Linked DNA regions of Homo sapiens: region 1 is linked to region 2. The links are chromatin loops, found by intact Hi-C in ENCODE. Cell type or tissue: HCT116. All regions are shown on one strand. Links, peaks and the distances in the headings refer to the core of each region. The heading gives the core; the rest is flanking DNA. Region 1 overlaps MICOS10-NBL1 (MICOS10-NBL1 readthrough). Region 2 overlaps IFFO2 (intermediate filament family orphan 2).

The links. Peaks named below come from ENCODE experiments on the same cell type or tissue, not always from the same donor. Only the 100,000 strongest peaks of a DNase experiment are listed, where the experiment ranks them.
Region 1: it touches region 2 in a loop (5-fold over the local background); 4 of 110 quality-filtered maps call a loop at or near these places.

The regions. Positions count from the first base shown.
Region 1 is chr1:19,651,557-19,656,855 of GRCh38, reverse strand. MICOS10-NBL1 (MICOS10-NBL1 readthrough) reads right to left here. Exons shown (of 4, transcript NM_001204089.2): 2 at 1,656-1,844; 3 at 1,421-1,532. The coding sequence starts at 1,825. It overlaps NBL1 (NBL1, DAN family BMP antagonist), which reads right to left. Exons shown (of 4, transcript NM_005380.8): 2 at 1,656-1,844; 3 at 1,421-1,532. The coding sequence starts at 1,825. Among named protein-coding and RNA genes, the nearest start is that of NBL1, 9.9 kb to the right of the region's middle. RefSeq lists a silencer at 2,824-2,963. In HCT116, for the core only: a CTCF peak has its summit at 2,989 (motif pointing right); a DNase peak (open chromatin) is centred at 2,925.
Region 2 is chr1:18,904,994-18,910,336 of GRCh38, reverse strand. IFFO2 (intermediate filament family orphan 2) reads left to right here. Exons shown (of 9, transcript NM_001136265.2): 9 at 1,671-5,343. The coding sequence ends at 1,776. Among named protein-coding and RNA genes, the nearest start is that of ALDH4A1, 5.1 kb to the right of the region's middle. In HCT116, for the core only: CTCF peaks have their summits at 2,991 (motif pointing left) and 3,197 (motif pointing left); a DNase peak (open chromatin) is centred at 3,216.

The sequences.
Region 1 (5,299 bases), core at 300-5,299, 750 kb before region 2:
CAAGAGAGAAGCAGAGGCATGTTCCCAAAGGTCTGGGGCAGGCAAGGCAGCCCCTAGGGTAATACTTCCTCATGGGATCAAGAATCCCAGAGCCCACCTGTGATGCCCAGTTAGCTCTGGGGTCCCATGGGGAGGGGGAAATTGAACCCCTGCACAAGCCACCAGAGCTGTCTCCTCACATCCAGTCCTGCCACCTTCCCACCCATTCCCCACCAGCAGCCACCAGTGTGGCCTGCCCCTGCTAAAATCGCCCCCACCGCCGCGATCCCCCTGCACTTGGAGACAAACCCTGACCCCTCACTAAGGCCACCCAGGACCTTCAGGTGCCACCAGCTGGCTGGCCCCCCTACCCCTGACCCTGCACCACTCTTACCAATCCTGTGCTTGGGCTCTGCCTCAGGGACTCCGCACATGCTGTTCCCTTTGCCTGGAAGGTTCCCCCCACCCACCCCCCTATCCCCGCCGACTACCACATGCCCTAAACTGCGCCTTTGGGTCTGAGCTCAGACTTCACTTCCTCAAAAGAGCCCCACCCCAAAGCCCAGCCCAGCTGAGGCTCACCCTGCAGGAACCCCATCTACCTCCTACTCTGCCCCTATCATCACCCATCTAAGTACCTTTTTTCCTTCTCCCTCCCTTCCTCTCTTCCTTCCTCCCTTCCACAGAGCGCCTACCCTGTGCCAGCTCTGGGGACACAAAGACACATTTCCTTCAAGGAAATCAGAGTCTAGTGGGGGAAACAGATCTGTCAAAATCACCCGGATGCAGGTGGAAGACTGCAGGTGTGAAAGGTGCTTGAAGCGGAGGCATACTGTGCTCTGAGAGCCAACGGTACCAGGGTGTGCCCCAGTCAGGGGGCCTGGAAAGGGGCCCTGAGGAAACGCTGCTTGGGCCAAGGGCAGAAGAATGAATAGAAGTGAACTAGAGAAAGGGGACAGAGGTGGTGTTCCAAGCAGGGAAAAGAACAGGTGCAAGGGCCCTGGGGTAGAAGCGAACGGAGCAGGTGCGAGGCACTGAAAGAAGGTGGCTGTGTTAAGCGTCAAGCTACTAAGGAAGGCAGGAAGCAGGAGGAGGCTGGAAAGGCCACTGAGCCAGGCCATGCCAGGTTCTCGGGACAGGGCAAAGATTTTGGTCTCATCCTATAACAACAGGAAGCCCCTGAAAGGACTTCAGCCCATGAGAGACATCAGAATGGAACTTCGGGAACATCCCTGTCCTGTACAAGTTGGTGTCAGACTTCTGAGCCATCCTGTGGGGAGGCCCACATTTGTATCCCCAGCACAAGCCCTTCACCCTGCACACAGTGGGGCCTTTCTAAGGCCCTGTGGCCATCTGCTGGAATACAGGAGCCTGGGGAGAAAGGCCAAGGCTGGGGCAGGCTCCGGGCCGAGACTGGGTGGGGCAGGCAGGCAGTACTCACAATCTCCCACATGGACTGGGCTGGCATGCAGGAGTCACAGTGAACCAGGGACTCTGTGGACTGTGGGAAGGTGTTGGGGACGCTGTAGCTGAAGCACTGTCCTAGGCACGCCCTGTGGGAGGAGAGGTCACCATGCCTGTGTCACTGTTGGGGAGGCAGGGATGGGCAGCCCTGGTCCTCTTCCTCCCTCCTTGGACCCCTGTCCGCATCCCCCCACCCACCCCTTGGGTCCCACCTGTTCTGGATGGACTTGGCCTCACAGCCGCTGTGGCCCACGATCTGGGTGATGTTCTTGGCTTCGCACCAGGCACTCTTATCTGGGAACAGTGCCAGCTTGTTGATGGGTGGTGGGGCAGCCAGTAGCATGGCAGGGAGGACAGCCCCCACCAGGACCCGAAGCATCATGCCCGTGGCCTCCAGAGCCCTAGAACGGAGCACAGGTGCCAGGTGAGGCACAGCAAGGTGCAGGGGGCCGGGTAGTGGTGTTACAGCATGGACTCTGGCATCCGACTCCTTGGCGCAACCCCAGCTCTCCCACTTACTAACCAAGTGCAACTTTGGACAAGTTATTTCTCCCCTCTGAATCTCACAATTGGAGCTGGGAGTGGTACCTACATCAGATGGGTATCTGGAAGGTCAGATGAGATATTAAATGAGCCTAGCAGATAATACACATTCCATATGTGTTGGTTGGTTTTACAACTTCCTAAATTGCCTTGAGCAAGTTACTTTTTATCTCGGTGCCTCGGTTTCTTCATCTAAAAAGGGGAGATGGTGCCACTGCCTGGCACAGGATTGCGATTACGAAGTGTTCAAGCACATGTCAAGTGCTGAACAATTACTACCTCCTTTCTCCCTTTGATGCTGTGAGTCACCCAGGAAAATACACAAAAAGCTGTCCACACAGCCCTGGAGGGGCTGGCCACACACCATGTCTCCTTGAAAGCTACTGCAACCATTGTCAGGATTCTGATGTTTGAAAAGTTAGCCTTAACCTTCACGTTGCTGTGATTTCTTTTTGGTTTTGTTTTTTGAGAAAAGATCTCACTCGGTCACCCACGCTGGAGTGCAGTGGCATGATCACGGCTCACTGAAGCCTCGACTTCCCTGGGCTCAGGTGATCCTCCCACCTCAGCCTCCCGAGTTGCTGGGACTACAGGCGTCCGCCACCACACCTGGCTAATTTCTGTAAAGACCAGGTTTCGCCGTGTTGCCCAGGCTGGTCTCAAACTCCTGGGGCTCAAGCGATCTTCCTGCTTCAGCATTCCAAAGTGCTGGGATTACAGGCGTGAGCCACCGCACCTGGCCTGCAGTGAATTCCTGGGCCACCTTGGCTGGCCAGACCTCAGGCAAAAAAACTGACCCTGAACCAGACAGTATTGTTCTCTAAGATGCCTCACCAGAAACTCGAATCCACAAGGGCTCTACACAGATCACTGTCCCCAGCCCCATTCTAACACGTGAGTCAAGCGGGAGCCAATCAAAGCTAAGCACTTGGCCATTTGCAAATTCCCCTGCTATAGGATGGAGTGAGATACTAAAACAATACCAGGATCTGCCAAAAGGTGGCGCTGCAGGGCAGTCTGTGTCAAAGGATTCCGCTTTCAGGAGACTCGCCCCAGGTAAGTTTCACCCATGCCCCCCAGTGCAAAAAGCACGGGAGAGGGAGGCTTCAGAGATGAGGGCAGTGCCTTCTTCAAGGAGGCCCCCAAACCCTCGGAGGACGGCACAGCCGAGAAAGGGCATGGGTCCACGTGTGCTGGGTGACCGGGACACTCAGACCTGTTTCCCCACCACCTGTAAAATGAGTGCAGTGAGCCAGGCCAGTGGTTCCCAAACCTGAAATTTGATCAGAATTCCCTAGGAACTTGTGGAGTAAAAGTTCTAGGGTGGGTAGGAGTCTGCGTTTTGATCAGGCTTCCTAGGCAGCTATGCGCTCAGTCAGGGATTCTTTACCTTGGGACAGTCCCTAGAGGGGCCTGGATGAGGCTAAATCAGGAGGAAGAGGGGACAAGTCCTGGTCCCAGTGGCCCCACAGAAGCCCAGCACCAGGAGTCAGGTGGCTTGGGACTGGGCATCCCATTTAGGACAATCCTACCATGGGCCATGGAGATGGCAAAGCCAGGTACTTTTTTTTTTTTTTTTTTTTTGAGACGGAGTCTCGCTCTGTTGCCCAGGCTGGAGTGCAGTGGCACGATCTCTGCTCACTGCAAGCTCCGCCTCCTGGGTTCACGCCTTCTCCTGCCTCAGCCTCCCGTGTAGCTGGGACTGCAGGCGCCCACCACCATGCCCCACTAATTTTTTGTATTTTCAGTAGAGACGGGGTTTCACCGTGTTAGCCAGGATGGTCTCGATCTCCTGACCTCGTGATCCGCCCGCCTCAGCCTCCCAAAGTGCTGGGATTACAGGTGTGAGCCACTGCGCCCGGCCTTACTTATCTATTTTTTTGAGACAGAGTCTCACTCTGTCGCCCAGGCTGGAGTGTCATGGCATGATCTTGGCTCACTGCAACCTCCGCCTCCCGGGTTCAAGTGATTCTCCTGCCTCAGCCTCCAGAATAGCTGGAATTACAGGCATTCGCCACCACACCTGGCTGATTTTTGTATTTTTAGTAGAGATGGGGTTTCACCAGGTTGGCCAGGCTGGTCTCAAACTCCTGACCTCAAGTGATCTGCCCACCTCGGCCTCCCAAGGTGCTGGGATTACAGGTGTGAGCCACTGCACCCAGCCCAGAGCCAAGTACTTTATAAAGTGTCTGGGGAGCACGGGTCTAGAGGTGGGCTGGCTGAGTGGGGCTCCTGCAGGGCTGTGAACCCCTCCAAGCACTCCGCTCCCCATCCAGCAAGTTCCCCCAGCTCCTGCCCCTCTCCTGCAGGTCTCCATCTCAGGGGACCCCAATGCCGGGATAAGCCCCACTCCCAGCCCACTGGGGAGGAAGGGCAGCTGGAAGTGAGGTCGGACAGGCTGCCCCCCCGCCGCCTCCCAAATGAGTTCCTGTCACGATCCAGGCCCTCACCCACGCATTTCCGGTCTTGCTGACAAAGCCCATGTTTCCAGTACAACCACATCCTAACAAAATAGAATGGATTCCTCCCTAACTGGCAACCCAGTGAATTTTTCAACAAGCCTGGCATGCAGGCGGCTTCCTCACTCCTGAGTCAGGTCTGCCCACAGCACACCTGAAGGGTCCTGGAGGTCCATTTAAGGCCAGGGCTCCCTGGGCTGGACTGGCCCCCTAGACCCTTAGGAGAGGTCCAGGGACTCTTGTCCTCCTATATCTGACCCCATCTTGCTTCCTCAGGAACAACAGGTCACAGGGGGCCAGGGAGGTGACTGGGGCAGAAAGTGATGTGGATTTGGAATTGAGACTGGGGTTGTAATGCAAGTAGCCTGGGCCAGGCATGGTGGCTCACACCTGTAATTCTAGCACTTTGGGAGGCCAAAGCGGGAGGACCACTTGAACTCAGGAGTCCAAGACTAGCCTGGGAAGCAAAGTGAGACTTGGTCTCAAAATAAAATAAAATAAAATAAAATATTTTTTTATTATCACACTGTGATAACACATTTTTTATTATCACATTATGCATTGTGATGTGCACCTGTAGTCCAGCTATGTGGGAAGCTGAGGCGGGAGGATGGCTTGAGACCAGGCTTGGGGCTGCAGTGAGCCATGATTGCGTCCCTGCACTCCAGACTGGGTGACAGAGCAAGAACCTGTCAAAAAGGAAAGGGAAAAAAAGGACAGGAAAGAAAAGAGGGAGGGAGGCAGGGAGGGAGGGACAGAGGGAGGGAGGGAGGCTGGGGTGAGCACTTGGAGTTGGAATTAGGAGAGGTCACAACCGAGGCTGTGGGTCACAACTAGGCTGAAGCCGAGTGTTG
Region 2 (5,343 bases), core at 344-5,343:
CGCCCATCCTCCCAGGGGATTCAGCTATGGCATCCTTGGAGGGGAATTCCCAAGGCTGCAACTCGGCCATGTGTCATGCTCCCAACCTGTCTCTCTGTCCGTCCATCTGTCCGTCCGTCCGTCCATCCATCCATCCATCCATCCATCCAGTGACTATTAGCACACCTATGTGCCAGATGCCTTACATATCTAACCTCATGCAAGTCCCACCACCACCCTGCCCTTTGTTGATTCAATAGATACTTGCCAAAGGCCTGCTCTGTGCAAGACGGTGGGGCCAGTAAGTATAGCCCCTGCCCTCAAGGAGCTTAAGCCCCATTTTCTGCTGAAATGGGGAGCAGAGGTGGACAGGGCATGCTCCCATTTGCTCACAGGAAGTGATTTCCCTTCCTTTCCCATCTGTTAGTCTGTTCTCATGGTGCTATAAAGAATTGCCTGAGGCTGGGCGTGGTGGCTCACACCTGTAATCCCAGCACTTTGGGAGGCTGAGGTGGGAGGATTGCTTGAGCCCAGGAGTTCACAGCTAGCTTGGGCAACATAGCAAGACCCCGTCTCAAAAAAAAAGAAATGCCTGAGACTGGGTAATTTATAAAGGAAAGAGGTTTCGTTGACTCACCGTTCCACATGGCTGAGGAGGCCTCAGGAAACTTATAGTCATGGCAGAAGGCACCTCTTCACAGGGCGGCAGGGGAGAGAATGAGTGCCTAGCAAAGGGGAAACCCCCCCTTATAAAACCATCAGATCTCGTGAGAACTAACTCCCTATCACAAGAACAGGATGGGGGAAACCGCCCCCACGATTCAATTATCTCTAACTGGTCCCTCTCATGACACGTGGGGATTATGGGAGCTACAATTCCAGATGCAATTTGGGTGGGAACACAGCCAAACCATAGCATCCTCTTCCAACCCAGGGCCTGTCCCCAGGAGACTGACAAGTGTCAGGCATGGCACATAAAGCAGAGCCCCTGCCTTCAAAGACACACAGCCTTATCGGGGGACAGCCACGCTGAGAATGAGCTAATATGAGGAGAATGCCTGCCACACAGCACAAATACGTTGTCACTGTTTTCCTCGTTTTGCTGCATTACTGTACGAGAGGGAGGGACAGCTCTGTGGGGGCCAGATCTGTGTGCAGGGCCGTAGCCTTGCCTTTCAGACCTTTAACTCCTCAAACCCCCAGAACCCAGTGTGGTTATCTCCATTATCCAGACAGAAGAGCAGACGCTCAGGCAGGTTAAACGGTTTGCCCAAGTTCCCCCACCCCCAGCTCATCCGAGATAGAATCAGAACTGCACCCCAGTGATGTTAACCATATCCCGCATGGCCTCCTTTTGAGCTCTGAGTCATTCAGGTTTTACTTAGCACCTACTATATGCCCAGACATGGGTTAGGTGCTTGGAGAGTAACAGCCAAACTTGATCCACGGTCCAGCTCCCAAGGGGCTTTCTTCCTAGAGAAGCCAACACAGCCAGACCAAGTAGGGGCTGGTGCAGGGGGTTACCTCGTGAGCTTAAAGGATCTTAAGGATAGCTGAGTGAGGCAGGAGCTCAGGACCAGGCCCCTCTGAGAGTAGATCTTATAGAAGTGGCAGCTCAGCCTTCCCACTCCTTGACCCTTCAGAGGCCCAGGGCTGCTCTCTGAATTTCCCCACTCTCTTGTGCTTCTCAGGAATTCACCGTCCCCCAGCTCCGTGGCCAGCAGCGACTCAGGAAGTACAGATGAGATCCAGGATGAGTTCGAGCGCGAGGCGGATGTGGAGCCCATGGTCAGCTGATGACTGAGGCCCTGCGAGCCTGGTGGTCTTGGTGATGGGGCCCTGCCACCTCTCCTCATGGGGCCAGGAAGGCCCCTCGGAGTGGGGTTCGAAGCCACACCACACAGACTTTCTCTGCCCTCCCTTCTCTGGAGGCCCTGAGGGACTGCTGCTTCCTTCCTTCCTTCCACACCACCAACGGGTGCCCCGTCTCCATCCCCCACCCACCCAAGGAATGGTGCTGTCAATTTCTATTGTTCTCCACATTACAAATGCAGACTTCTGTGCGGACTTTGCAGTGTTAACTGTGCCTTCTCCCTTAAGCTGAGCCACTTTGAGCTCCAAAGAATTATTCCTAGCAGGTGTTTTTATACAGAACTCTAAGCTGAGGGCCGGGCCAACCGGCCGTGGTGTAATGTGGTTTCTGCCGTCCGTCCCACCTGCTCCTCTGATTGGCCATGGGCTATGCCCTCCCTTCCTCCTGAGCCAGCCCAGACTCGGCCTGGAGCTTGGGGTGCTCTGCCAACCCCCAGGAAGGAGCCGCTTGCCTCTGTGAGCTTTCTAGGCCTGGGTAGGGACCACCCCAATTTTCTCACTCCCTGAAGGAGAGAAAGGTGGAAGGAAGGGAAGGAGGACACATTTTAATTTTTTGGGGGGATCGAGTGGCAAAGTTGAAGGGACAAGGCACTGTGAGGGGAAGGCAGAGCCTCACTGTGTTTAAACTACTATGCAAAAAACAAAACAAACAACAAAAGCAGCTTGCCTTATATCATTGTGGAAGGCAGGACCTCTCCTGGGCTCCTGGCTTCCCCCTGGAGCTGGGAGAGAGGCCGGGGTTAGGGTGATCTGTGTGGCAGCACTGACTGGGTAGTGTGGGTTTGGCCGAGGTTGGTCATGAGGCTGGGGTTCCCGCAAGGCACTGGCCTCCCTGACCGCTTGCTTCCTTCCGGACCTCTGGGTTCAGGGCGGGGGCGGAGGGATCCTTGATTTCCCTGATAACTTGATGTTCTTCCCTCCCTCGCCAGCCAACAATAGAGGCTTAGAGATCTGTAATTTCTCTGTGAGAAAGTCTGAAGGGGCCAGGCCTGGTCTCTGCTCCCTTCTACCCGCCTTGGGTTAGGACTGTCCGGCAGTTGCCTGCTTTTGGCTGCTGGCAGGAGAGAAGCAGGGTGGGCTGCTGGCAGTGCAGGAGCTGGAGTGAGGGCCATCCTCTTTCTGCTCCTCGACACACGCAAGCCGCTCTCAGCAGTTCCCTCGACTGGCCAGTCGGGGTATTGATCTGAGCCAGCATCCCCCAAGACTTGAATGGCTTGAGTGGGACTGCGTTGAAGGGCACTGTGTGGCCCCCTTCCAAATCTCAGCTTGGAGCCAGCTGAGCAGGCTTTGCTTTATTATTATTTTTTAAGCCTACTGCAGTGGGTCTGTTGCCAATTTTAATTTTTTATTGTCCCAGGAGCTCCCTCTAGTGGTCAAGGTAGCAAAATGTGCCCAAGGACTAGAACTTGGGTCCCTCTGCCTTGCCTGGAGGCAGAAGGAGGGGGCTCTGGGTTTGACTGGGATTGTGGTCCCCAGGGGTCCGTGGCCTTTAAGGCTCTTCTCTCTTTTCTGTTTCCCCCACCTGTGTTACAGTCTTAAAAATACTGTACATAAAAGATATATGTAGAGAGAGAGAGAGAGCGTGAGAATGTGTTAGTGACTATGTGTGATGTAATTTATCACGATTTGGTGGCCTTCGTCATGAGTTTTTTCCTTTGTTTTCTTTTGCTGGGGGCACCTCCCACGGGTCCCCTGTGGCAGTCTGGCTGTGACACTTCCATAGTCAGCATCTCTTGTTAGCCAAACAGTTCCCTTTGACAGGTACTTGGAGGGACAATGGTTTTGGAAGAGAGACGGCCCTTCTCTCTCCTCACTCACCCTTGTTCTAAAGGTTACAGGGTTCAAACATACCTGATTCTTGTTGTTATTGTTGTTGAATTTTTATTTTAACCAAAGGTTATCAGAGCCAGTTGGGCTTGGACCTCAGCTGCTAAAAAGATTTTCCGTTTCCTCGAGGGCAGGAAAACATCCACCCTCGTGGGTCTCCTCCGTCCAGGGCCGAGGGAGGCATTGGACAATGTGGTATGGGAGTTTCGTGGGCAGCGTGGAAGCCGGCCCTGGGTTGTTCCCCAAGGTGGTGGGAGGGTGACAGATATATCTTTAGACTTAAGACTGTAAGGCAGCAGTGTTAGCATGGGAGTAACTAAGGTTACTGTGGTTATCGGTGTCCGGCGGTATTATTTTTACTTTCCTCCTTGTATACATAGGTCATTTGTCTTTGAGGACTAGGGTACTCTAGGGAGTTTGAAAACTGCAGGAGCCAGAAAGAGATCCTGGCCTGAGAGTCCCTTCTGGCTGGCTTTTAATATCTGCTCTCCTCTTGGGAGTGAGGACTTGGGGCAGGTGGGTAGGAGAGGGAAAGCCAGAGTGTGATGGGCCTGCCTCCTGGGCTGGTTCCTGGGTCCGGCCTGCCTGCCTGCCTGCCTGCCTCTCCACCACATGCTTTTTTCAGTTAATGTCAGTGGGCCCTGCTTGTCCCCTCACCATGAGCCCACAGCTTGCCAAGAAAGACCCCAACGCTCGCTGGGGCAGCACCAGTCCTAGCTGGGACGAATTGGTCCATCCTTTGTAAAGCTGTAAATACTTAATTTTGACTTTCTATTTCTAAGCCCAGTGTCATATTGACACTGGTATTTTAGAATTTTCTCAGATGGGCTCTCCTGCGCTGCCCTCTGTCTCCTGTTTTTGGGGGTTTTATACAAACAGAGGATTGGGGAGGGATAGGAAGACTAGCATCCTTTTGGCTCCCTGGTTGGTTGTGAAATACACACACACACACACACACACACACACACACTCGCACTCCTCTGAGACTCCGAACAGAGAAAAAAATTATTGGCAAATCAACACATTTTTCTTTCTCGTCTTGAGAAAATGTCTTGAGGTCCCTGAAGGGCCAAATCCATCGTGGACTAACTCTGTGGGTAGAGCTCAGATGACCTAGGGAGAATTAAACCACTTAAGCTTGGAGTGGGAGGAGAGGGGGTGGGGTGGGGGAGAATATAAGATGTAACTTAAGCTAAATGTAATCTATTTATAAAGCAAGAGACTCTCATCTATTTTTATGAAAGGAAGGGTTTTTTAATCTAGGGTAGGCAGTTGTGGTAGCCCAGCATTTTCCTGTGGACGAGACATGGTGCATGTTGTTGCTGGATTGAATGGAACCCATTCCTGTCCCCCGGCCTCGTCTTCTGTCCTCACTTTTGGTCATCCACACCCATGAGCAGCTTCAGCAGAGTGTAGGTCCCACTTCACCCCATTCTCCTCTCCTCTGACCCCTCAGCTCCTTGGAAGTCTTGGGGTGGGGATCTGAGGGGGTGGGTGGGCTGCAGGAAATTCAGAAATGTGGTGGGTGGGGGAAGGGACAAGGCGCATTAGGGAGGGAACAAGCTGGGCTCTGGGGATAGGCTCTGATTAATTAGTTACTCTGACTCTGGTCTGCCGAGATCCATTTCCAACCCAGTTGCGTTGGGAGAGGGTTGGGAGGCAGCA